Regions from separate parts of the Mus musculus genome. Here region 1 is linked to region 2. A link is a loop called in an ENCODE intact Hi-C map of the cell type or tissue named here. Cell type or tissue: left cerebral cortex. All regions are shown on one strand. Links, peaks and the distances in the headings refer to the core of each region. The heading gives the core; the rest is flanking DNA.

Evidence for each region. Hi-C counts contacts between places; a loop is a spot of excess contacts. Peaks named below come from ENCODE experiments on the same cell type or tissue, not always from the same donor. Only the 100,000 strongest peaks of a DNase experiment are listed, where the experiment ranks them.
Region 1: it touches region 2 in a loop (8-fold over the local background); 1 of 42 quality-filtered maps calls a loop at or near these places.

Annotation. Positions count from the first base shown.
Region 1 is chr19:22,974,217-22,984,424 of GRCm38, forward strand. Trpm3 (transient receptor potential cation channel, subfamily M, member 3) reads left to right here. Exons shown (of 26, transcript NM_001362491.1): 23 at 4,076-4,226; 24 at 4,340-4,539; 25 at 8,367-8,499. C330002G04Rik (a long non-coding RNA gene) reads right to left here. Exons shown (of 8, transcript XR_001782629.2): 8 at 4,531-4,661. Among named protein-coding and RNA genes, the nearest start is that of Gm52388, 53 kb to the left of the region's middle. In left cerebral cortex, for the core only: no CTCF peak of the experiment used is centred there; DNase peaks (open chromatin) are centred at 3,408, 4,480 and 5,107; H3K27ac peaks cover 1,702 bases.
Region 2 is chr19:23,129,830-23,140,037 of GRCm38, forward strand. It overlaps 2410080I02Rik (a long non-coding RNA gene), which reads left to right and starts at 4,669. Exons shown (of 2, transcript XR_386610.3): 1 at 4,669-5,125; 2 at 5,530-7,282. In left cerebral cortex, for the core only: CTCF peaks have their summits at 4,342 and 5,182; DNase peaks (open chromatin) are centred at 3,537, 3,918, 4,554, 4,825 and 2 more places; H3K4me3 peaks cover 1,761 bases; H3K27ac peaks cover 2,500 bases.

The sequences.
Region 1 (10,208 bases), core at 3,093-5,592, 160 kb before region 2:
TTAACTCCTAAAACTTAAAACACCAACTCAGGGCCAGGCATACTGGTGGATGCCTTTAATCCCGGATAGAGGCAGGTTGATCTCTGTGAGTTGGAGGGCATCCTGGTCTATAAAGTGAGTCCAGGACATCCAGAGCTTTTTCCACGGAGAAACCCTGTCTTGGGAAAAAGATGACTTAGCCTGAGCTTGGGGTCAGATGCTATATAACTGGGTACCACTTCCAAACTCCCTCTATACATGCAAGGTTCTAAATATGAACATTTTCTTTTACTGACTGTGCATGCGGATGAGGGAGTTGAGGGTAATTATACCACCCGGTACCCCCTCTATCTCTACTCCCACCAAGGTTTAACACACAAGCCTCCTCCCATCTCAGCCTCCCTGGTATTAGGATTACAGGTATGCACCACCACACCTACCTACAGTCAAGAGTCTTCATTGCAAGCAAGTGATAATGACCCCATTAAAGCTGACTTTGGAAAAACAGGCTTGTATGGTTCATGTAACTGGAGAGGGCTGGTTTCCTGCATGTCTCAGTTGGTCATAAATTTTATTTCTCCATAATATCCCTCTCATCCAGGCCCTTTCTACTTGACAGTCTTACATTTTGTTGTAACTAGGGGATGAGGGAGGCAGAGTGAGTTCACAGGGGTAGACAGAATGCTCTTATTCAAGGAAAGGACAATGGATATGAAGGAGCTAGACTCTGCAAACATCTTCTACAGGGACTCTATTGACTGTCATTGACAAAGACAGAGAGGACAGCATGCCACTTGATATAACACTGGTAGTGACTAATTCATGTTTGTTAAAGTATTGGTAGAGAAAAAGACCCAAATGCGAATCAAGAAAAGTGAGAAAGGGGGTGATGCAGTGATAACAGATAGTCTCCATATCCATAAACCTCCATCCATGTCATGTGATGTCTTGGTGCACAGCCCTGAGGACATCCCTAGCAACAACTTGCTAGTATCATAGGACCATTGCAATAACTTACCCTCCTTCCTAATAACTGTTGCTTGTCAGGTCTGGAAGACACCCTGTTCATCTTCATTAGTGGTAGACATCTGTGTGTCTGAGTTATCGTACTTTCTAGTGCCGACAAATACCCAGAATGAGAGTGTCATTAGAAGCCCTCATAGAGCAATCCTTTGCACTAACTGCTGCCCATAATGCTCACAGCTTCTTTGCTGATATTGCCAAATAAAGGCTGACTCTTAATGATTCACTTTTATTATCATTATCACTGTCACGAGGAACATCTAAGTCATTTCAGCCGCACTTGCTGTGGAATCTAGAACAGCTATTCTCAACATGTGAGTCGAGACCCCTTTGGGGGTGCCGCATATCAGACATCCTGCCTATCAGAGATTTACATTATGATTCATAACAGTAGCAAGATTACAGTTATGGAGTAGCAATGAAATAATCTTATGGTTGGGGGTCACCACAGCATGAGGAACTGTATTAAAGGGTCACAGCAGTAAGATGGTTGAGAACCACTGATCTAGATGACGTTCCTCAGACTGGCCTGACACCTATACCATCTGACTAAACCAAGCTAAGACCAAGAGCACGGATGCTCAAGGAAGCATCTTTTGTTTACTCAGTCAACAAATGCCTACTGTTTTCATGTGCATGCAAACATGCTGAGCCAAGAGGAGGGAGGGTAACCTTGAAGAATGATGCTCCATTGGGCATCTCATGTATGGTACAGACAAGTAGCTGGGCAGTGGCAGGAATGTGAGAGTCCCAAGACAAACAACAGGAGTGTCGGGAACATAAGGATATGACCAGCCCCATTCCGGCGGGGGTGGGGGGGCGGTGGTTAGAAAGTAGACTGCTAGGCATGCGTGGAAGAGAAGACACACACCATAGGTCAAGCTTGAGAGTGGGATTAGGTTGACCACCAGTCTAATGGAAGCAACAGAAACAATGTGGCTCAGAATCAGGAAGCAAAAGGGAGACTGGCCTCTAAGAACTACAAGAAACTTGGTCCAGGTTGTGTCCATAGGGAGAAGTAAGAAGGGGCAGCCCTGGAGAGCCACCTGGAGAGTTTAAACATCACCTGTCAGTGCATTCCCTTCCAAGACCATCTTACAAGGCTGTCTTGGATGCTCAGTAATACCCAGTTACGTCAGGAGCAAGATACACCCCATTCCCACATCCACTTATCTGCCATACAGAGACAAAGAGCGTGCCTTGGTCATCTAATCCTGGCCATAAAATCAGGGACTTGCTAGCCCACTGCTAGTAAAACCCTTGATGGCTGCAAAGGTATGTTTTACATTTAAAAAAAAAAATCATGTGGATTTTGCAACCTAATTAAAAGTTCAGTTACTCAACCACGAGACCAACTGACAAGGAAGGTTACAACGAGAACACTGTACCGACAACATCATGGGTCTTCTGGTTCAGTGGTCTTGGTGAGAGCTGGATGTTAGTAGTATTTCAGGCTGCTGGGTGCGAACTTCTGCAGAGTACAGTGCCAGGCAGAAGGAGTTCTGGAGAAAAGCAGGTCCCCTTGCTGTCCTGCTCAAACTTTGTAGACCCTGGGTCCTCATGCAAACCCTCCTGCGAGATTCTCAGCAGCACCCTATGGGAAGGGCTGAGCTCTCTTGAGGTGCTCTTACCCACTGCTAGAAGACAGACATAAAGTCAACCTGTTCAAAGGCCAATGTAAAGCAGATGGGAAGGAAGGGCTAGCTCACCTACTGCTTGCCCCTACCTACAAGCAACATCTAGCTCTGTAATGATTAGAATGAGACTGGTCCCTATAGCCTCATATATTGAATGTTTGGTTCCCAGATGGTGGAACTGTTTAGAAAAGTTTAGCAAGTGTGGCCTTCTTTGAGTAGTAGATGTGGCCACGTTGGAGGAGGTATGTCACTGGAGGGTGGGCTTTGAGGTTTCAAAAGTCAACACTAGGCCCAGTCTCACTCCCCTCCCTGCCTGTGCCTGTGAGTCAGACATAAGCTCTCAGCTAACACTCCAGCACCATGCCTGCCTGCCTGTTGCTATGCTTCCCACCATGATGGTCATGAACAAACCCTGTGAAACTTGTAAGCAAGACCCTAATTAATTTTTTTTTTAATGTTGCCTTGATCACTGTGTCTCTTCATAGCAATAGAATGGTAACAAAGACAGGCTCTGTGAGCCACACTGTGCAGGGCTCTTGTTATCCAGGACTCCTCCCAACCCCTTTCATTTACCTGGAAACTCCAAGCTGGCCTCATTAGCATATTACTTCTGCTCACCCAACCCCACACAGCACCTTCCTTCTCCCTCCCACCTCCACTTCTCCCCGAACACCCCTGCCTTTGCCATTTAGTCACTGGAGTTAGGTTTTCTGTCGTGTTCCTGAAATGCACATATTTGGAATGAAAATGTGGTTGGCTTGTTTTTCATAGACAAGTAGCTGTGGGCTCTGTGGTCCATCCCTGTTACTCCATTCCCCTTTATCCTCTCATCCATCAGGGACACGGAGTGACAAGCTCTCCGGGTGCTTCTCAGGGTGCTGTCTGGCACTGTTCCTTCTGTACTGAGACAGCAAATCGTTGGCCAAGGCTGTGGCTTGTTTCTCACAACAATTAACAGTTGCCCTGGTGTTAATTTCTAATCAATAGCCTGCCATGCTTGGCTCCAAGCTGTCAGCTGGAGGCCTCTACAGCACATTTTGAAAGTAACTTGCCAGGAGGTAGGACTTTGGCTCTGGCTCCTCCAAAAGCCCCCACCAAACATTTTAGGAACACCAAATGCCCTCTCACCACTACCAGGGGTTGAGGGACTGAGGGACCAGGCAGGTGGCTCTAGACACCTCTTTGAGTCTGATGACAGATTGGGGACACAGGTGGAACTGCCTCTCCTCAAGAGTGGTGGCCCTTTGAATATTCATGAAGATCTCATTTTCCTATTTTGGCTTTTTTGAAACTTTTTGCTGTTTGAGGTGGCTGTATTTTTCTTCCATTTAAACCCCTCATTTAAATGTCTGTGGCTCTCTCTCTTTTTTTTTTCCTTTTTAACTTAAATCAAATAGCCATGGTTTCTCATTTTTTACCTGTGTCACTTCCTCTAGCTCCCTGTGGACAGAATGAGACCCGAGAGGATGGCAAGACAATCCAGCTGCCCCCATGCAAGACAGGAGCATGGATTGTCCCGGCCATCATGGCCTGCTACCTCTTGGTGGCGAACATCCTTCTGGTCAACCTCCTTATTGCCGTCTTCAAGTGAGTGGCCACTCCTTAAGGCATATGGGAGGATGGATGGGCAGCAGGCAGAGGGAGCCAATACTTCGAAAAGTCAATACTTGTTTGTCATGTGACTCTCCGGTCTGTTTCAGCAATACATTTTTTGAGGTCAAGTCGATATCCAACCAAGTATGGAAATTTCAGAGGTACCAGCTCATCATGACTTTCCACGAGAGGCCGGTTCTGCCCCCACCGCTCATCATCTTCAGTCACATGACCATGATCTTCCAGCATGTGTGCTGCCGGTGGAGGAAGCATGAGAGTGACCAGGACGAAAGGGACTACGGCCTGAGTGAGCTGCAAGCCGGCGCCTGCAGCCGGAAGTTCCCAGCAATTCCCATAGGCAGTCAGGCAGGATCCACGCCTTCCTTGGTTCTCCTGCCTCACGCGTATTTTAGGGGATGGGACAGGGACCTGCATGATAAGATACAGAATAAAAGGAAGACAGTATAGCATGAGCTGAAGACAGATTTCTTAACCACATCCAGTTAAGAGAAAAAGCATTCTCCAACAGTGCTGACTCCACCTTCACACACACTTCCTCAAAATCAGCCACGTTAATATGCACCAAGTGCTAAATTAGATATAATTCTTTAAACAGTGTATCCTGAGTTTTATTCTTCCATGCTCATTTCTGGGACTGTCACTATTCCAGATTTTCAATGTTTTCTAAGCCTTCAGCACTGTGCCTATGGGATTTTGTTTTATTTTTTATTTATTATTTTTAAGAGAATGAAACTTGCTTTCAAAGCACAGAACAGTGGCCTCTCCACCACCCACCACCCACCACCCACCTTCTAGCCTGGTGTTTCTGAAGGGAAGTTTGGCTGACACCATGCTGGAACAGTTCCTCACTGAGTAAGAAAGTGTGACTCATTGCAGGAGACTTAACATATCCATCTCTGCACATTAAGTACCATTGGCTCCTGCAGGCTCCTAAATGCCCTGTGGGCATAAACTCTAGAATTGCTGGAAGTGCAGTGACTTATAGACAATCTACTGTGCCTATTCCAAATGTGTCAAGTCTACATCTACATTAAATCCACAAACTCGAGCCTCTGGGATGGTGGTCCAGGAATCTACCTCTGGTCCATGGTCCATACACCCATGGCTTAAAACTGGAGTTATTTAGTCAACTGTTTCTCTTAAGCTGAAACTCCTAGTGGTCTCCCTGACTAAGCAATGTCCTAGACATTCAAATCAGACAGTTGGAAAGACCTAGAAATTCTATCGTCATTTCCTTCTGAAACACAAGTTTAGGCAAACAGAAAGCTGGGGTGCCCTGATATTTTGTCCTCAAATCGTGTCCGCCTGGTCAAGTCCTGGGCAAGGAAGACTGTCTTGATTGCTACCTTACAAGAATATTGCGCTGGGGGTCAACTCGGGGCTCCAAGATAATTTCAATAAAGCATGAACATCAGTGGTAGAAAACTTGGCTTAGCTAGAGAGTACAAGATGACTGGAAATACAGTGCAGGACAGAGGGCTGTGGGATTAATTTTTTCATCATCATCACAACCAAATACCTAACAAAAGAAACTTAAAGAAGGAGAGATAGTGTTCATAGTTCATGGTTTACAGATACTCTGTTTATTATGGCAAGGAAGGCCTTGGAAATGATAGGTCTCCATAGCAGCAGGATTATAAGGAGCTGGCTAGCCAGTTCCTCCTACCTCCAGGCTATGAACTTTAAAGACTTATCCACAGTGACCCAGACAGACCTCACATATCCTAATACAGCACTGCCATCTCTCTGAGGACCAGTTACTCAAATGCATAAGCCTGAAGGAAGGGGATTTTTGTGTTCAAATTACAACAGAGGTCATCCAGAGACCTATTTCTACTTCAGAGCCCATTTCATAGGTCTAAGGTCTAAGAAGCCCCACCAACCTCATCTATGTGATTTGCTTTTGTTGTGCCCTGTTTATGTGGCAGGGTCTTACTTTATAGCCCTGGCTAGCTTGGAACTCACTATATAGACCAGGCTGGCACCATCCTAGCAATTCCCTACATCTACCTCCCAGGTGCTGGGATTAAAGGCATGTGGTACCACACTCAACCATAGACACTATTTTCTTATTTTAAGCCAGAGTAGTATTAGATGCATCACCGGGTCTCTGCCCATGTGGCAGGTGACACAATTCCCAGAGAGTTCCTTCTCACAGGGAAGATCTTGAAAATTCGACAGGATATGCAGAGTGAAGAGCAGAGAGGAAAGCCCTGCATATATCCACCCATCGGGGAAGAATGGAGATCTCCCTTTCAGCCTATAGCTTTCATTAAAAGATCCCAGGGCATTTCCAGGTTCTTGCTGAGCCTAAGAGTAAACTTTGAGATATATGGTAAAATCTGACATGGTAATAGATTTTTTTTAAAGAATATTTTATATTTTATTCTTTTAAAATAGAGCAGCATAGGACTAGGGGTTTGGCTCAGTCTGTAAAGTGATTGTTATACAAGCATGAGGTCCTAATTCTAGATGCAGAGCATCCACAAAAATGCCAAGCAGAGAGATAGCAACAGTGTTTGAAACACACACACACCATACTCCTGTGTGCTCACGCATCCACACATGCACATACTCACACACAAATATCAAAGAAGTCTAATGAGGCACTTGTGCATATTAGGACCACTCCTTTAGATCTTAGAAACATCCCTAGCAGAGGGCAGCATGAGTCCTTGGCATCAGGGAGGGAGTCTCTATACATGGCCTCTCTTCTTCTTGACCCGAAATTTCATGGCCACATCTCAGGCATCCCTCGGAGCCTGCCATATTTGAAAAGTGCAGTCTGACTGTTCTGGTCTGGTGTTTTCTATATTCTCTGTGGCTTTTACAGTCATGTTTTATAGCCCCTAGCAAGTTCTAATTGATGTTTCTAGGCAAGCAAGAATGATCTAAAACATAGCCCCAAAGAGCTGAGACTCTGCCCTCCTAACACTTGAGCCAGTCCCTGTGGCATCTCAAGGGCCCAGGATGAGAAAGACTTCCTAATTTGGGAAATTTCCAAAGCAACTCTCTTTCTCACACCCTGTTCTATAAACCATTCAAAGGCTCACAATTCCACCAGACTTCTATGGCTATCACACAGATGGGTATGTTTACCTTTTGTTAGCAGAAAACCAGAATAACAATAGCACAGATAAAGGAGACTTCTTTTTCTTACATAAAAAAAAAGTGAGCCAGTGATCCAGGACTCCCAGCCATGGCTCACTGAGGCCAAAGCCCCAAACTCTTTCTAGTTTTCAGCTCAGCTCTTCCTTTTGTGTCAAGTTAGTTTTCAAGGTCACAGCACAGACGCTGAGTTTCCGGTCATCAAATATTTAAGTTGAAGTTAGGAAAAAGAAAGGAAACTGAAAAGTATAGAAAGAGCATCTCTCTCTCTCTCTCTCTCTCTCTCTCTCTCTCTCTCTCTCTCTCTCTCTCTACCTGTGTGTGTGTCTGTCTGTCTGTCTCTGTCTCTGTGTGTGTATGTGTCTGTCTGTCTGTCTGTCTCTGTCTCTCTCTCTATGTGTATGTGTGTGTGTCTCTGTCTGTCTCTGTCTCTCTGTCTCTGTCTCTCTCTGTCTCTCTCTGACTCTCTCTGTCTCTCTCTCCCCAATCAAGGAAGCAAATATCTCTTTCCTACATGTCAAGAATGACTAGAAATGTGTTTATGTGGCTCTCTTGACTCTGAATAGAAAAAAAAAAAAAAAGAGAGGGAGAGGATGAGGTTGAACAAAGAGTATCAATCAATAACATCGGCATGTCTCACTACACAGCCCAGGAAATTTGGAGCCTTTAAAAGACATCCATGCTTCCAGTTGCTTCCTTTCCCTTCCTTCCTTCCTTTATGTTCTCAGTCCTGCAGCTTCTTAATTAAGCCCAGCTCCTGTGGTAGCCAGGTATACCCAGGTGGGCTCCAGAGACCGCACTACTCTGTGGCTCAGGAAGAAGCTGGTGATTCGAGTGGCCTAATTAGATTTGGACTCTGTCTGGAACTTACAATAGAATCTGGGAGAATTTCTCCAGCCTGGATTTCTTTAAAAACTTGTCATTAGGCCACAGACCAGATGCTGCTGTGGTCCCTGCTCTGTCTTACGGCTCTCTTCCCACCCCACTCCCCCTCCACTCCCACAGAACTCTTCATAACTGACGATGAGCTCAAGAAAGTACACGATTTTGAAGAGCAGTGCATAGAGGAATATTTCCGAGAGAAGGATGATCGCTTCAATTCGTCCAACGATGAGAGGATACGTGTTACATCAGAAAGGTGTGTTCCTTCACACAGGTGCTTCCTGCCACAGGCCATGTTACCAGTTAAATTGTTCTCACATCTCCAAAACATAGATCTCATATGATTAGCTTTATTGCCCAAGAAAACATGGACCTTCTGAAAGAACAGGACATTGCCTGTTCAGTCAGTTGATCAAAGTTCCAGACTTAGAGACCCTGGGTCTTCCCAAGAAATAGTGGAAGGTTTGAGCTGGATGGGAGAATTGGTAAGTCTAGAACAGATCTGGCTTGAACCAGAAGCTGGAAACTTTTGTCCTAGACATAAAGAAAAGGAGACCCAAACCCAACAAGTTCATGTTTCATACTATGATCATTAAGCATTCTTATTCAGGAGAATAGCCCCTGTTTGGCTTATGTGTGTGTCCCATGTCTTCTAGATAAACAAAAACATAGGTTCTGTCAATCAGTGGGAATAATAGTTGGTATTTTTCCAAGAATTATTATTTCCAATAGAACATGATGAAGAACAAAGAAGTTCATCGATTCAGATTATTTTGTCACTTATCAAATGGCTTTGAGAGCCAAGAGACGTATAAGAAAAATCTCCTACACAAACATTAGCACCTGTGCTCTGGTGGTAAAATCCACATCACAAGACAGGCATAGCCTCATGTGCACCAGTAACCATGGTGCTGTCAGGGGTAGAGACAGTAGGACCACTGGGGCTTGCTTAAGTTAAAAAAAAAAGCAAGCTCTAGATTTACAGAGAGATCCTGTCTCAAAAAAGTAAGATGCAACACACACACACACACACACACACACACACACACACAAAGCATGCACATGCCTGGGAACACACAGGACAGATATCTAGATAGCTCTAGATCTAAGCAAATGCTCCTATGGTTTCTTGTGTCTCTTGCATGACTTTAGACTAAGAAAACCATCATTCCAAGCCGGTGTATTCATAACCCAGCATTAGCATTCAAAAGAACACTCAGAGAGTGTCACGAAGAACTGGTGCAACTGGGCTGTAACTGTTTACTCTATAAAGACAGAAAAAGCAAATTGTGAATAGTGTAGAAGACATAATAGATTGATGACTGCAGTCAGTGTGATGAAGCTTCAAAGATTTGAGAAACACTTCTAATTTTCATGAAATGACACTTTGTGTGTCTACATCAAAGATTCTTTATTAACAAAAGTTTAATTTTTTTTGTCTCTTGCTCTTTTTTTTAGAGAATGCAGCTTATATACATAGGTATAATCACATATGCCAATGCGTGGTTATATCCATAGTTACCAAGCCAATATTAATACGGTTTAAGGCTGTGCACAGATTTTATACACAGCTGCCACTACAGAATAGAGAGATTTATGATATGCTATAAAGTAGTTCACTGGCAAACAGAGGAAGGAGCTGAAGTTCTGAAGTGTTCTCTTCTTCTGAGGCCTTGGAAAGCTGTTTATGAATGGACATACAGCCATGTGCTTCCAGAAAATTGTGCCATGTGGGGAATAGTACCATAGCTGAGACACATTTCCTTGGCATATGTCTTCAGGCCTTTGAAATGCTTTTTGAATTCAGGAAACCACAGGCCTGGGAGGCAAGAAAAGCAAGAAGGGAGAGGTGTGTTAAGATGCCAGGAAAGCTTTGCCTCGCTGGGGAACTGGGGTGATGAGGGCCATATGTCAGCACATGTGAATATACTATGACCAAGGCAACAACTCCTCCTGGAAAACCCA
Region 2 (10,208 bases), core at 3,379-5,878:
TTTCTCTGTGTAGCCCTGGCTGTCCTGGAACTTATTCTGTAGACCAGGCTGGCCTCGAATTCAGAAATCCGCCTGTCTCTGCCTCCCGAGGGCTGGGATTAAAGGCGTGCACAACCACAGCCCAACCCAAAGCAATTCTTATGAAGGAAACATTTCATTGAGGCTGGCTTACAGTTTCAGAGGTTTAGTCTATTATTATCATTGTAGGAAATGTGGTGGCACACCAGCAGACATGGTCCTGCAGAAGGAGTTCTACACCTTAATCTGCAGGCAGCAGAAGGAGCCTGTTACTGGGCAGAACACAGTTCCTCCAATAGGGCCACACCCACTCCAACAGGGCCACACCTCTTTTTTCTTTTCATTAATTATTTTACTTTATATCTGATCTAAACTTCCCCTCCCTTTTCTCCTTCCAGCCCCCCACTCTCCTCTCCCCTCCCCATACCCCCTCTTCTCTTCAGAGAAAGGGAGTCCTCCCATGGATTTTAACCTTCCTTGGCATATCATCAAGTTGCAGTAGGACCAGGTGCATCTTCTATTGAGGCTAGACAAGGCAGTTAGGGGAAAAGTACCCGAAGGCAGATGGCTGAGTCAGAGACAGCTCCTGTTCCTGCTGTCAGGGGATCTACATGAAGACCAAGCTGCATGTCTGTTACATATGTGTAGGGGGCATAGGTCTGTCCTGTGCATGCTCTCTGGTTGGTGGTTCAGTCTCTGTGAGCCCCTGTGGGCCCAGGTTAGTTGAGTCTTCAGGTTTTCTTGTGATGTTCATAACCTCTCTGGCTCCTTCAATCCTTCTTCCTCCTCTTCCGTAAGATTCCCTGAGCTCCACCTAATGTTTGGCTGTTGTCCTTTGCATCCGTTTCCATCAGTTGCTGGGTAAAGCCTCTCTGATGATGGCTATGCTAGACTCCTGTCTGCAAGTACAGCAGAGTACTATTAATAGTACCAGGGATGGGCTCTCTTTCATGGCATGAGTCTCAAGCTTGACCAGTCATTGGTTGGTCATTCCCTCAATTTCTGCATCTTTATCCCTGCACATCTTGTAGGCAGGACAAATTCTGTGGCTGGGTTGGTGTACTAACTCCTCCCACTTCTGCCTCCATTGGAAGCCTTGCCAGGTTATAGGAGGGAGTCATTTCAGGTTCCATATTCTCCATTTCTAGGAGTGTTATCTAGGGTCACCCTCATAGATTCCTGGGAGTTTCCATTGTCCTAGGTTTCTATCTCATCCCAGAGATGCCCCCACCCCCCACCACCACCACCATGCCCTGACTGCACTGATTCCGGTTCTCTAGAGGGTTCAAGTCTAGGGAAGACAGAGAGGGAGTGGTGGTGAGAGAGGACCACACCTCTTAATAGTGCCACTCACTCATATAGGCCAAGTATTCAAACTCATTAATTTATGGATGCTATTCCTATTCAAACCATCACAATCACTATAACAAAATAAAGCAGACTGCTTTAAAAAGAAAGGCATGTTTTGGCTCATGGTTCTAGTGATACAAGTCCTAGGAAGGCAGTGCTAGTATTGAAGGCATAGAGCTTCACCTGGCAAGGGACAAGGGTACTAGAATCTGCCAAGAACTGTCCTCTGGGCCAAACAACTGCTCTTTGGGGAGTTCAGCTATACCCCCTTGCCAAAAGTTTATCCCAGTTGTATTGGGTGTTTACCTCCTCACGTAGAGAGGTAGGAAGGGCTGGGAGACCCTCACATGAGTATCCAACACTCTCTACTATCTCTTGTATGCAACTCTTCCTAAATCGCATGTGATCTCAGGGCTGGGCTAGAGTAGAGAGGCTGAGAAAAACATGAGGAGGGAGCTTAATCTACATGGCTCCCATCCTTGCTGGGTAAAGGTTTTCCTGGTGTGACCTGTTGGAGAGGGAAGAGCTCTGAAGCCCCTGTAAGAATCTACTTACTTCTGCTTTATAAGGAAGCCCAATACCCTTCTTTGGTGTATTTAGAGTGAAGTCAGGCAGAAGCCTGTCTTGGTTTGTCAGGGTCTTAGAAGGGAACCTGTAGGTAGACAAGCGTGGCTTCTAGGGACTGACCTATTGTCCTCTGGCTCCTTCAGCAAGCACAAAGCATAAGGAAAGCTCTGAAAAGGGACATGAACCTCGAACTCCCAGATTAAATGATATTCTCATGTGTGACCAATTTATCGATCTTGGCATATTCTACCATCTCACAATGGGGATTAAACTTCAATACATGAAACCTTGGGATCAAACAATATCCTACCCATTGCAATAGACAATGGGGAGGCACCCTGGGGAGGCATCCTGGTGCCCTGTGTGAAATGCAAATGGGTCTCTAAGGGACAGAAGTGTGGGCAGCACCTGAACAGAAAGACAGCAAGGCAGGGCAGTAGGTGGAAGGTGAGGTGTTTTGTCAAATTTGCCTTTCTTTTCTCAGTGAAATAAGCAGCAGGGGTTTTGGCTCAGAGTGTGTTTGGAACCAGGAGGGTGTCTGAGGACAGAAGGTGCAATCTAGTTATTTCAGAGTGTGGGAAAGGAAAGTCCCTGGGGATATGCAAAGGGACAGTGTTGTGAGCCCACTAGAGACCATAAATTTAGAGTGGTAACAGTTGGCCTCGATATTTTAGTCCAGCATGGCAGGTTGGAGAGAAACTGCGTCTTGCCAGGAAGTTCCAGGAACCAGGTGAGGGGTGCATGCATAGAGACTATGATGTCACAGCTAGGTAGGAGGGACGTAAGAACAAGATTGAGCATTGAAAAAGGAGATTGGAGGCCACAACCAAGTTGAAGAATTGTTCTGAAAGAAGTGTTAGTTGGTGTCTTAGTCAGGGTTTCTATTCCTTCACAAAACATCATGACCAAGAAGCCAGTTGGGGAGGAAAGGGTTTATTCAGCTTACACTTCCACATTGCTGTTCATCACCAAAGGAAGTCAGGACTGGAACTCAAGTAGGTCAAGAAGCAGGGGCCTATGCAGAGGCCATAGAGGAATGTTACTTACTGGCTTGCTTCCCCCTGCTTTCTTAGCTTGCTCTCTTATAGAACCCAAGACTACCAGTCCAGGAATGGCACCACCCACAAGGGGCTAGGCCCCTCCCCCTCTGATCACTAATGGAGAAAATGCCTTACAGCTGGATCTCATGGAGGCATTTCCTCAAGGGAGGTTCCTTTCTCTGTGATAACTCCAGCCTGTGTCAAGTTGACACACAAAACCAGCCAGTACGGCTGGGAAGTACGGTGCAAGGCTAAGAGTTCAGAAATGGAGGTAGTTTCTGGTGTTGCAAAGGTCTAGGGTACCCAAATAACAATGGAGTGTTTCAGGGTTGAGAATCTCAGATGGGCAATTTGCCTACCTGAATGCTAACCCCACTAACAGTGTTAACAGCTGGGAGGGAAGGCTGTTAAGTGTGTGGGACTTTCAGAGCATGAAGGTGAGCGAAAGTCAGAAGACTTTCACAAGGCGCCGGGTGGAGCTAGCTTAGCCTGGGGGCAAGGTCTAAAGCTGCAGAGGGAGGGAAAGGAAGAGGCAACTCACAGCGAACAACACTAATGCTAACAGGTGCTAAATTCCACTCCAGAGGCCTCATAAACTTCGTCCTCTCCTTGGGGGGCTAAGAGGCCACCCAGGGTAAAGGATTTATTCAGGGTCCTGGGCTGGGAAGGAAACGAGAAACAACCAGACCTTTTATTTCCCTTTCTCTGTTTCCTAAATGCCAACAGTGTTTTGGATATTTAAAAGGACACTTAAAATGCCCTTGTTGTTTCTGCCTTTGAACGACCAGTGCCGCTCAAGGACAGGGCGGTGGTAACCATGGCAGTGAGCAGAGGGTGGTGAAGAGGTGGTTTTTAAAATGGGGTGAACCTCAGACAGGCGGCAAACAGAGCTGGAACCTCTTGTCTTCCTTGGGGCCCTTTGTTCATTCAGCTTAACTGTAAGGAAAAGCTGAATTCTTCCCTGCAGGGAGGCAAGCTTAAAAAGAGAAGGGTTTGCCTCTCTCGAGGTGTGTCCCTGGGAATAGATTTCGGGGGGTGGGGGAGCACTAGGAAAATTTGGGGCAGCTGGCACAAACAGGGCACAAACAGGACAGTCTGGGATGGCAAAGAAACTAGCTGTCTTGCCTCCTGGGTACAGAGTTCTTAGGACCTGTCAGCTGTCTCGCCACCTCTCCCCAGACAGGTGGCCGCTCATGGGGGTGGCCTAGTATTCCAGCCAAAAAGGCTGCCAGGCCCAGCCTTTGCAGGAAGGTTTGGGGTGGGGGGAAGGGTAGAGGAGACAAGAGAAGGAGAGAGCTGACGCACTGCTGGATTAGGAGCTTTAAGAGCCTTCCCTTCCAGGACGAAGACGCGCCCCAAGCGGTCACAGGGCAGGGCAGGGCAGGGCAGGGTAGAACAGGGCAAACTGGAGGAGGCACATGGGCGCAGGAAAAGTCCCATGACTGCAGTGTTTTGCGGCAGGTTTCCCAGCTGCTGTAGGCAGAAGGGAGGCAGTCCCGGGTGATGGGCGAAGGGAGGGAGAGGGAAGAAGAGGGAAGTAAACAGGAGACCACGGAGAGAGCCAGTTCCCGGTGTTCAGAGAACACCAGCCGCCTCCGGTCCCGGTGGGTGGCTGTATGTGTGGAAATGAAACAGGGAGTGGGAGGGAGAGTGAAGAACAAGCATACACTTTTTTTTTTTTTTTTTTTTTTTGCCTGTCATCCACTCACCTCGTCTTCCCGACCCTGCAGCCCACGTCCCTACTGGGGTAGGGGTGGCAGGAGGTGGGAAGGAGATTGCTCGCCAGGCACCCACCCCTAAGTACAAGCAACTGTCGCTGAATCAGAACTGTCTCAGCCGCCTGTCACCTGCGCTCGCTCGGGAGGGGCACATGGCATCAGACTTGGGACTTGCGACGAGAGGGGGTGGAGGACCCAGCAACGGGCCAGAGCGTGGGGTGTCTCCGGGAACTGGGAAAAGCTGGGAGTGACTATCTCCAAACATCTAGGGGGACATCGGGGAGAATGGGTGGGACTAGGGGCTTAAGGGGACTTGGAAGCAGGGGGAGGGGATGACAGAGGGCGGGAGTGTCCTGCAGTGGGAAGCACCGGGGAACGGCGCCGGGGCTGAGGGGCGGCTGCTGCTGCCGCCAGTGCGCGGGGTTATGCGAGGTAACCGAGAGCCTGGAGGAGGAGGGAGGCGGCGTGGGCCGCGGGCCGGGGTGTCTGGCGCTCGTTGGACAAAGAGATGATGAAACGTGAGCGCTATATTTACCAAGGGGGTGGAGACGGGTGGGAGGGGGGTAAAAAGGACAAACTGTTCCACAACAACCACAGGAAACACAGCCCTTCTGACTCACCCAGAGGGCCGCGCCGACCCCAGCGCAGCCTTAGCCTCGAGGCAGAACCATACTCGGGGGGCGCCAGCACCCGGCCGAACCCTGGTGCTCTGGCTGGGGATGCATAGGCTTATAAATGAAAGGGACACCGGGTCGAAATACTGCTTGAGTGTGTGCATAGCTTTTGTGGGGTAGGGGAGGGCAAGGAACGACATTAATTTTTTTTTTCTTTTTAAGCCGGGTGGCTGGGTCATCGTAGGAAAGATGTGGCTGCAGTCGTGGAAAGCACGATTCCTGCAAAGTCATCTCCACTCGCACAGCCTGGCCGGCCAGCCCGCCCCGCCCAGGGACAGCAACACCAGCCACCCCACCTCTCTTTTCCTCCCCCACCCCCGCGCCTTGCACGCAGGGCCCAGAGTTGGGGTGCGGTATGGACTATGTTTAGAAGCTGATGTCATCGCGACACCCTACTCTGCAGTCTTCCCAGAGGGACCGCAGGGCAGGTTTTCCTGATCTTCGAGGATGTGGGGGTGGAAAGTGGCCTGCCTTCTCAGCACACCTCACACCCATGGTACCTCAGGGATTAAAAAAAAAAGAAAGAAAGAAACATCGCTAGAGTTACGAAACAGGGAGGCGCGCTCACGTGGAGCGTGCGAGCCCAGTGGCTAGCGCCCCAGGGGCCAGCAACCCTCCCTCGTGGCTCCACCTCCACCTCAGGTGTGGGGGGGCTAATGTCAAGGTTAGCTCACGTGGGCGCGGGCGCCCGGAGCTCCTTGCACGAGTTTGGGGCGGATTCCTCGTCCCCCAATCTAGGGCAGTTTGTTCAACTGCAGCAAAGAGAGCTTGATGTTCCAGCAGGGAAGGGATTTCTGAGAACTGGGACTGTCCTCAAATGAACCTGCCTCCTCCGGCTGCTGCGGCGGCGGCCGCCTGCGGAAGACTTTTTAAAAGGGCGATGCCAGGCCCAGACGCTCGGCGCGCAAGTGGCTGAACCGCCCGCCACTCTGCGGCCGGAGCCGAGCACCCGCCCCGAGCGCCACGCGGGGCTGCTCTGAGCTCAGGGGGCTGCCGGCTAAACTTATCCTCCTGCATATGCATGAACGGATGGCCTTTCCGCTCCGCAATGGAGAGGCCTGGGGTTTTGCGGTAGGCTGCTTAGTGGAGCAAGAGTAAAGTAGGGCGTCGTGGAAGTTTTCGCGCCGGAGCTCCCCGCCCCCTCCAGACACTGGGTGTTAACTCAACCTGGCTACAATCGGTTCGCCAGATCCGGCTTTATCGGATTGTTTCAAATCCAGGGACGTCGCTCTAGTGAAGAGCCCACCCCTTCATTCCTGTCTCTATTCTTCCTAAACTCACCACCTTTCAGCAAAACGAACACAGCTTTCCCCAGTAGGCCCTTTATGTGCTCTGGGTGAGATTCCCTAAAGCTGCTGAGCTCAGGCCGGGAAAGGGCGAGGTGAGGATCTATCCCAATGTGAGGTCTGACACGTGATCCTCTACCCCCAGCGGGCCATCTGTTCTTTTTCCTTCCCGCCGGGAGGCTGGCAACTTTGTCTGGGCAAGGTCCACGCCTCTCAGCAGGAAAATACCGAGAAAAGCCAGAATCGGCAGAAACCTGTATCTACAGCATGTGACTTTAAGCTGAACTTCGGGCCTAGAGCTGGGACCATACTTGGCCATCTGTGTTTTAAACTAAGTGCCAGGTGATTAGCCCCACCCAACAAGATGGGGGAAGCCCTGCTTCGGGCTCAGTCTAACTCTGTCTCCAGAAGAGGGGCCCAAGAATCGGCAGCGTTAGCCTGGAAACACCTTACCGGGGTTTACCTAGGAAAAAGAACAGATTCTAAGCCTCTAGGCCACTTCCTACAGAGCCGTGTAAGAAGGGGGTGGGGGTGAAATTATGAATTAGGAAAAAAATGGCATGCTAATTTTAGCTTTTGGGAGGTGGCGGCAGGGAGTTGGAGGCTAGCCTAGGCTCTGTTTTTTGAAATAATTTTGAGGGGAAAAAAAGCATTCTCGTTAAGTACTGGCTTTAAGGTTCCCGAACCTTCACCGTAAGGTGACACAAGCAGATGAGGCACTGTTCTGAGAGAGCAAATCTTACTCTAGTGTTCCCCCTTCTCCATTTCTGTGTGAGACAGAGTCTCACATACCCCATAATCTCCTTTTCTCTTCCTCCCTAGTTCTGTGACTTCAGGTACTACAGGTGTGACATTCTACAGGCCCACCCTGGCCTCTAGGAATTTTTATAAACCCCTGCATCTCGGGAGTCTGAAGAGACTGCAACTGTGTTAAATCTAATCCTATCAGTCCAGTCCGCAGATAAGAAAATGGCTGGGAGAGGTGAAGTGAGGTCACAGATCTCATTTAAGGCAGAAGAGGCCTTATAGCCTTCACATTAATTCTACTGGGAAGCCTTGTAAACAAGGCTCACTGTTCTGGCTACAGGCTAATAAGCCATAGCCATGGGAACTTGGAAGATACAGCATAGGGTAGGGAGACTGTGCAAAGGAAAATAACATGTACTAGAAACAGTTACAATCTTTGGGTTCTCTTGTTCCCCTGGGTGGGAGTATTTGGAGTAGAAATGAATGAAGACTAACTTGGGAAAGCGGACCTCTTAGATTTATGTGCCATAATATTAACAGGATATTTTGCCCAACATTTAATTGAGATAACAACATGCTGGCTAAATAGCATTAGCTGGTTTTAATCATAAAACTATTATAGTACATTTCAATACAGATAGAAAATATTGTTTAAAAATACAAGGAAAAAAGTCATGATGTGGGAAATACCACTTCTGGTGCTCTGTGTTATCTATCAAACACACGTATGATTCGTAACATGTGCATGTAGCTATCATCCTATAGAGGACAGACTCCCTTTGTGTTTTGGTATCCCCTCACACTTAGTTCATTACCAGGAATGAATGGTCAGAGAAGGGGAGCACGGGGTACAATGGCAGAATTGCCGACTTTGAAGGGACTTTCTACAACAACTATGCTTGCAGATCCATAAGAGAAATTCACATGGATGAGATCTGCTTTCTTGGTGTTCTTTATAACTGAATTGGGAGTATTGAGAGAGTGTAGTCGGGATCCTATGAAGCTAAAGGGCACTAGAAAGAAGGCAGCTAGATGTAAGGGAAGTTAAAGTTTGCATTTAAAAAACCCTGAGGTTAGTGTATTCAAACTCAGAGTCTTTAAGGGAAGATAGAGGCTCCTTCTCAGAGAATAACCTGCCCTTAATCTTTGGTAGCCTTTCAGGCCGAGGCCTGAGGAGACTTCATGAGTGAAACTAATACCAGTGGAAATACAAGTGTGGGAGGCTGTGTAGGCCTTTGACCATGAGGCTCTTCAACTGATCCCATCTATGCTGTGCCCTAGGGAGGCAGGCAGAGGTGCAAATTCCTAGGGACAGACTTTATCCTAGGGGGTAAAAAAAAAAATCAAAATTAGGCAGAACCAATCCTTCCCTTTCCTCCTTTTCTTTCTTTTTTTCCTTCATGTTTTTATGCTTTTCTTTTTTCCTTTTCTTTTCTTTTTCTTTTTCTTTTCTTTTTCTTTCTTTCTTTTTTTTTTTTTTTTTGAGACAGGATCTCACTCTGTAGCCTCCTCAAATGCCTCAAATGTTCCATCGTGCCTCAGTCTCCTGAGTACTGGGACTTCTGGTCTGCACCATCATAGCCAGCACCAGTGAATTCTTTTCTAAAATTAAGATTATCAGAATGTGGGCTGGAGAGATGGCTCAGTGGTTAAGAGCACTGACTGCTCTTCCAGAGGTCCTGAGTTCAAATCCCAGCAAACCACATGGTGGCTCATAACCATCTGTATGGCTTTAGTGTACTCATATACATAAAATAAATAGGTAAATGTTTAAAAAAAAGATTATCAGAATGTGCTGGACAGTGGTGGTGCACACCTTTAATCCCAACACTTGGGAGGCAGAGGCAGGGGGATTTCTGAGTTCGAGGCCAGCCTGGTCTACAGAGTGAATTCCAGGACAGCCAAGGATACACAGAGAAACCCTGTCTCAAAAAACCCCCCAAAAAGGCAAGATTTCCAAGATGGCTTCCCTGCTATACACTATTGTACATATTCTCTCTATATCTATATATGAATCATATACATATATATATATATATATATATATATATATATATATATATATATCACATGGATGTCATAAGGGTCTTGGGCCTGGGTCCTGCATGAAGCATGTCCTCTGTACTCTCATGATGTGATGTGATGGCAGTGATATTTCTCCATGGGTTAGCACTTCCTGTTATATTTGTTCTTTTCCCAGGAAATGACCTTGTGTGGTGTCTTTCCTGCATAACTTTAAAAGTCAAAATAATTTACCCTACCCTTCAAACTGGAAGGGTTCTTCTGAGACCCCCCCAGAGAACCCGGTGGAGGTATCCAAAACATTAAGGGTTAACCACGAGTGGGAAAGTTGGGGTTAGATATTGTGAAGTTAGTGTCTCATAGAGAAAAAGTGCCTTTCATACTCAGGATAAATGGAGGGATTTTTTTTGGGGGGGGGTTCGAGACAGGGTTTCTCTGTGTAGCCCTGGCTGTCCTGGAACTCACTCTGTAGACCAGGCTGGCCTCGAACTCAGAAATCCGCCTGCCTCTGCCTCCCGAGTGCTGGGATCAAAGGCGTGCACCACCACCGCCAGGCAATGGAGGGATTGTAAACCCGCAGTGTTGACTGTATGCCCTGCTGTAGATCCTTAGCTATCATGATGGAAAACAACCCAGCACTCATCTCAGGAAGAAGCACACTGAGTTCATCAGACTCCCAACCCCACACTAATTGTTGACCAAGTAAAGCCACAAGATTCAGTTGTTAAGGCTCTCTGGATGATTCCAGTTCTCAGGACTATTTAACACAGTTAATATTTCACAGGG